Regions from separate parts of the Homo sapiens genome. Here region 2 is linked to region 1. A link is an interaction called in ENCODE POLR2A ChIA-PET data of the cell type or tissue named here. Cell type or tissue: GM12878. All regions are shown on one strand. Links, peaks and the distances in the headings refer to the core of each region. The heading gives the core; the rest is flanking DNA. Region 1 overlaps ARPC1A (actin related protein 2/3 complex subunit 1A). Region 2 overlaps SMURF1 (SMAD specific E3 ubiquitin protein ligase 1).

What was found. ChIA-PET counts read pairs that join two places held together with the same protein. Peaks named below come from ENCODE experiments on the same cell type or tissue, not always from the same donor. Only the 100,000 strongest peaks of a DNase experiment are listed, where the experiment ranks them.
Region 2: POLR2A ChIA-PET joins it to region 1 with 5 read pairs; 3 of 35 experiments call an interaction of 5 or more read pairs at or near these places.

What each region holds. Positions count from the first base shown.
Region 1 is chr7:99,341,585-99,344,506 of GRCh38, forward strand. It overlaps ARPC1A (actin related protein 2/3 complex subunit 1A), which reads left to right. Exons shown (of 10, transcript NM_006409.4): 4 at 2,709-2,922. Among named protein-coding and RNA genes, the nearest start is that of ARPC1A, 17 kb to the left of the region's middle. In GM12878, for the core only: no CTCF peak of the experiment used is centred there; no DNase peak of the experiment used is centred there.
Region 2 is chr7:99,110,834-99,113,755 of GRCh38, forward strand. All of the region lies in intron 1 of SMURF1 (SMAD specific E3 ubiquitin protein ligase 1), which reads right to left. Among named protein-coding and RNA genes, the nearest start is that of SMURF1, 32 kb to the right of the region's middle. RefSeq lists an enhancer at 1,088-1,157. In GM12878, for the core only: no CTCF peak of the experiment used is centred there; a DNase peak (open chromatin) is centred at 1,428; H3K27ac peaks cover 593 bases.

The sequences.
Region 1 (2,922 bases), core at 113-2,612:
GACAATAAGAGCAAAACTCTGTCTCAAAAAAAAAAAAAAAAAAAATTAATTGGAATTTTAGAATTTAAAAGGAAATACTTTTAAATGAGAAAAGGCAAAGATGAAAGACCAAAGAAATCGCCAAAAATGTGAAATATTTAGTTATGTGTTTTTTTCCCTCTACTTCTCTTTTGGGGTCCTTTGAACTTGGGCCTGTTTTCTGTCTAGCTGCTCACATGGCATTTTTTAGATCTGAAATAACTTGTTGGAAAAATCTAAATATAACTCTGGGGCAGGAGATCAAGGATCAGACATATTTTCTCAGAAAGATAGTAATTTTAGGGGAAAAAAATATTTTCTGAAGCATTCTAGAAGAAAAAACTAGTCCATACTACAAAGAAAAGAAGTGTGGCAAACATCAGGGATATCAGAGTTCTGAGGTTTTATTCTTTTGTATTAAATATTTTTAAGAAACATGTTTTGTTACCATGGAAAATTTTAAACAGATTTTTAAAAAAGTGGAATAGTATAATGAGCCTTTTATACCCATCACCTGCATTCCACGATTATCGAGTAACAGCCAATCTTGTTCTTCTCAATTCACTTTCTCCTTTCCTGTACTAATTTGAAGCACATCCCAGACATTATATTGTTTCATATTTCAGTTTGCATCTCTAAAAGATAATGATTTTTCTTTTTAATAATAATAAATATTGATCAGGCTTACACCTGTAATCCCAGTGCTTTGGGAGGCTGAGGCAGGCAGATCACTTGAGCCCTGGAGTTCAAGACCAGCCTGGGCAACATGGTGAAACCCCATCTCTACAAAAAATTAGCCAGGCATGGTGGCTTGCACCTGTAGTCTCAGCTACTCAGGAGGCTGAGGTAGGAGGATTTCATGAGCCTGGGAGGTTGAGGCTGCAGTGAGCTATGATCACGCCACTGCACTCCAGTCTAGGTGATAAAGTGAGACCCTGTCTCAAAAAAAAAAATCTAATAAAGAGGACAGCAAGCAAAATTATCTTGTAATGAATAAATAAAATAAACATCACTTAGAACACATTCTCATATTTTCTTCCCTTCAGTGGTACAAAAAATTGAGCTGATATTTCATGTGGGTAAATGAATGAATAAACTAAACTCTTCATACTACTTTTTTTTTTTTTTTTTTTTTTTTGAGACACAGTCTCGCTGTGTCACCCAGGCTGGAGTGCAGTGGTGCGATCTCGGCTCACTGTAAGCTCCGCCTCCCGGGTTCACACCATTCTCCTGCCTCAGCCTCCTAAGTAGCTGGGACTACACGCGCCTGTCACCACGCCCGGCTAATTTTTTCCATTTTTAATAGGGACAGGGTTTCACCGTGTTAGCCAGGATAGTCTCGATCTCCTAACCTCGTGATCCGCCTGCCTCGGCCTCCCAAAGAGCCACCGCGCCCGGCCTAACTCTTCAGTCACTATGACTTATGGGTAATTGAGGCTCAGAGGTATATTTGTCTTTTTTCCATATAAATGTCAAGAATGCTAATTATTAATTTTTAGAGAGAGATCTGTAATAAATATTTATTAGTAATATTTCTGTACTTTTTAATGTGAAATTATATTTATAGAAAATACCTCATCAAGGCCAGGCACTGTGGCTCATGCCTATAATCCCAGCACTTTGGAGGCTGAGACAGGCAGATCGCCTGAAGTCAGGAGTTCGAGACCAGCCTGGTCAACATGGTGAAACCCCGTCTCTACTAAAAATACAAAAATTAGCCGGGCATGGTGGCATCTGCCTGTAATCCCAGCTACTCGGGAGGCTGAGGCAGGAGAATCGCTTGAACCCGGGAGGCGGAGGTTGCAGTGAGCTGAGATCGTGCCATTGTACTCCACCCTGGGCTGCAAGAGTGAAACTCCATCTCAAAAAAAAAAAAGAAAGAAAAGAAAAGAAAATACCTCATCAATAAGTGTTAAATGAGTCATGGTGAATTTTGCTCTTGGTATATAAGAAACTGACCTTGAGTCTTGGTATATGAAAAACTGACCTTGACTTTGGGATTCTTCACAGAGGTACCAGATAAGTAAAGTCTCATCAAATAAGAAAAATAAACCTTACATTCAGATACATATTTAGGTATCTTCCTGGTTTAGATGCAAAGAAACAAGGATTCTTTCACAGGACCTGCATCATGTAGAAAAGGTTTTCAGTATGGTTCAACTGGCAGTGACTTTCAGAAGAATATATGATGAATCACAATATATAGTTCCCCCTCTTTACACTAAAGATTATTTTTATTTACCCTGTATGCTGTTTTAGTTGAATGCCATGTAGCAGACTGTTGGTTAATATCATAGAATGAGGTGTGTTAATGAATACAGTTATTTTCACACACACAAAAATCTAATAAAGAGGAAAGAAAGAAGTAATGAATCTTCAGATCTTTAGAAGTCTTAGAAATGTGTGAATGGGTGGAAAGAATGGCCCCGTTTAGTTTTGTAAAGTCTGTAATTATAAAACAGCTCTTCTACATGACCTCATAGACAATCCCGAGTCCCAGACGCTTTGCAGAGAAGCATCCTTGCCTTTCCTTGAGGCGGTGATCAGGACATAGATAGTGGGAAGGATGTGCCTGGGAGGAAGGTCCCAAGACCACGTCTCATCCTGGCATGCCAGTGCCACCCACCTGCCTGTGCCGCAGTTGTTTGTCATTGACTGGGCAAAGCAGATGACCCATGTCTCACTTGCAGGTATTGACTGGGCTCCCAAGAGCGACCGCATTGTCACTTGTGGGGCAGACCGCAATGCCTATGTCTGGAGTCAGAAAGATGGTGTTTGGAAGCCAACCCTGGTGATCCTGAGAATTAATCGCGCAGCTACTTTTGTGAAGTGGTCCCCCCTAGAGAACAAATTTGCTGTGGGAAGTGGAGCACGACTCATTTCTGTTTGTTACTTTGAGTCTGA
Region 2 (2,922 bases), core at 96-2,595, 230 kb before region 1:
GTACTGACTGAGTAAATTCTGGTAAATACACAGCCATGAAAAAGGATGAGAGCGGTCCCCAGGAAAATAGTACATGACAAAAACAATACACAAGTGGTAGACATAGGGTGCCGCCTTTTGTGTAAAAAGGGAGTTAACAAGTATTTTAGCATTTGCTTGTATTTGCATGTTGAGAACCATGGAAGGATCAATAAGAAACTAATAAAATAGCTACCAACTGCAGGTGCAAGACTTACTGAGTACTCCTTTTTATAGCACTTTGATTTTTGAACCAGTTCAATATATTACCCTAGTCAAGAGGTAGTGGTAATAACTAATAAATAAATTTTAAAGGCCAAGAATAATGGAATAAAGGTCAATGATACAAAAAGGCAGTTCAGTGGAAAACCAAATACGAATGACACCTAAAAAGATGTTTATCCAAAATCATAAGAGAAAAACCAATAAACCAAAAAGAGATGGCATGTATCCATCAATTTGTGAAGATCAAGAAATTTGATACTAAGTAGTGTTGATGATGGTATAGAGAAACAGCCACTCTCAGACATTGCTGGTAGGCATATAAACTAAAATAATCTCTATGAAGAGCTATTTAGCAAATTTCAATTTAAATTAATTTTAAATAAATTTATTTTCTTTATAAATTACCCAGTCTATGGTATTCTGTTATGGCACCAGACAATGGACTAAGACAGTAGAGAACACCAAGTCTGTCACTCTATTAAAAACAATGAATAACTGGCAAAAACTGCCAGAATCAACTGTTTCAGAACACTGGGAAATAATCAAAAGCTTACTACAAGCAAGGGAACACCTAATACAAAATAAACAGCTAAGAGAGAGTCATGGAATTTTAATTTACCCTGGTCCCATCCACTCCCCAGTTCAGCAGCAGCCTTGAAGGCAACAGCTAACATTCCAGTACAGGTACCTAGTACCACAGGGAGCAGAACATATCTTATTCTCAAAGAATTGTGGTTGACTGATTTGACCTGTCTAGTGGCTCCCTGAAGAACTGGCTCAAAGGATATGCCTGTCTTTTGCCTAACTCAGAACTCTCCCAGGGCTAAGGTAGATATCAAGGGTAGAAGTGTGGGAGTGGTAGAGGTCTACAGGGGAGGAGAGGTGGGGTGTAGGGGCATGCATTTGTTGAAAACATTTAATGTACTCATTGCTATTACCTGGGGCAAGAGACAAACAATGGACTAATGTAAACACTTGGGAGGAAAGGCTAAGGAATGAGATACTTTAGGGAATATGGGCTTCATTTGAAGAGCTCCTACATATTTTTGTGAATCAAGAAAGTCACATGCATGCCACAACTGGGTGCATGCTCAGAAAAGACCTAAGAGGGCCCTAAGCTCCTACCTCTGGCTGACTTTCAGGATCTTTGCAAACAGGAAGTAAAAACTAAGACAGAGTTGTAAAATGCCTGGCTGCACCTTGAAGGCGTGCCTCACAACATACACACAGCCCATCTGCAAAGACTGGGGGGTTTCTGTTGTTGTTGTTGTCATTCCAGACGTGTAAATAAATCTCTAGTGATTCATCAGCTGACCACTAAGCTAGTGGAAGAGAGGCCTCTGTGGCCACACATGACAAAGGATACAGACTTCACAAAATTAGTTCAGAAAAGTCCTAAATGAACAAGGCATAGCTATAACAAGCAGCAACAATCCACAGGGAGGGGGAGCATCTCATTTCCTAAGTTACCACATTATAATATACAAAAAATCCAGTTTGGAACAAAAAAATTACAAGACATAAACAAAAAACTATGGCCTATACCCAGAAAAAAGAAATTAACAGAAATTGCCCCTGAGGAAGCCTAGTCACTGGACTTACTAGACAAAGACTATTTAAATCAATGGTCCTAAATATGCTTGAAGAGCTAAAAACAAAAACAAAAGCCAGGTCTAAAGAACTAATGGAAACCATGAGAACAGTGTCTCAACAAATACAGAATATCAACAAAGTGACAAAAATTATAAAAAAGCAATCAAATAAAAATTCTGGGTTTGAAAAGTACAATAATGTAAATTAAAAATTCACGAGAGGCTCAACAGCAGATTTGAACAGGTAAAAAATGAAGTCATGAGAATAGATAAACCTGAGAATAGGTAACTTGAGGTTTTCTGGCTTGATGAACAGAAATAAAAAAAAATTTTTTTTAAATAAAGAGAGTCTAAGAAGTCTGTGGAATACCATCTGGCATAACATAAGCATAATAGGAATCCCAGAATGAGAGAAGAGAAAGGAGCAGGAAAATTATTTTTAAAAATAATGACTGCAAGTGTCCCAAACTTGATGAAAAACATGAATCTACACATTCAAGAAGCTAAACAAACTTTTAAGTAAGATAAATTCAAAGGGATACACACAGGAACACATTATAATCAAATTGTTATATGACAAAGACAAAGAGAGAATCCTGAAAACAGCAAGAGAGAAACAACTAATCATGTAGAAGGCATCCTCAATAAAAGTCACATCTGACATCGCATCAGAAACCATAGAGCCAAAGGCAATGGAATTATATATTCAAATTACTAAAAGAAAAGCATTGTCAACCAAAAATTCTATATGTGCCAGAACTATCCTTCAAATACAAAGGAGAAATGAAGACATTACAAAGCTAAAAACCAAGAAAGTTTGTAGATAGTAAACCTGCTCTACAAGAAATGCTGAGGGGAGTCTTTCAAGCTGAAACAAAAGAACATTAGACGGCTGGGAGCGGTGGCTCACACCTGTAATCCCAGCACTTTGGGAGTCCAAGGCGGGCAGATCACAAGGTCAGGAGATCGAGATCATCCTGGCTAACACGGTGAAACCCTGTCACTACTAAAAATACAAAACAGTAGCTGGGTGTGGTGGCGGGGCCTGTGGTCCCAGCTACTTAGGAGGCTGAGGCAGGAGAATGGC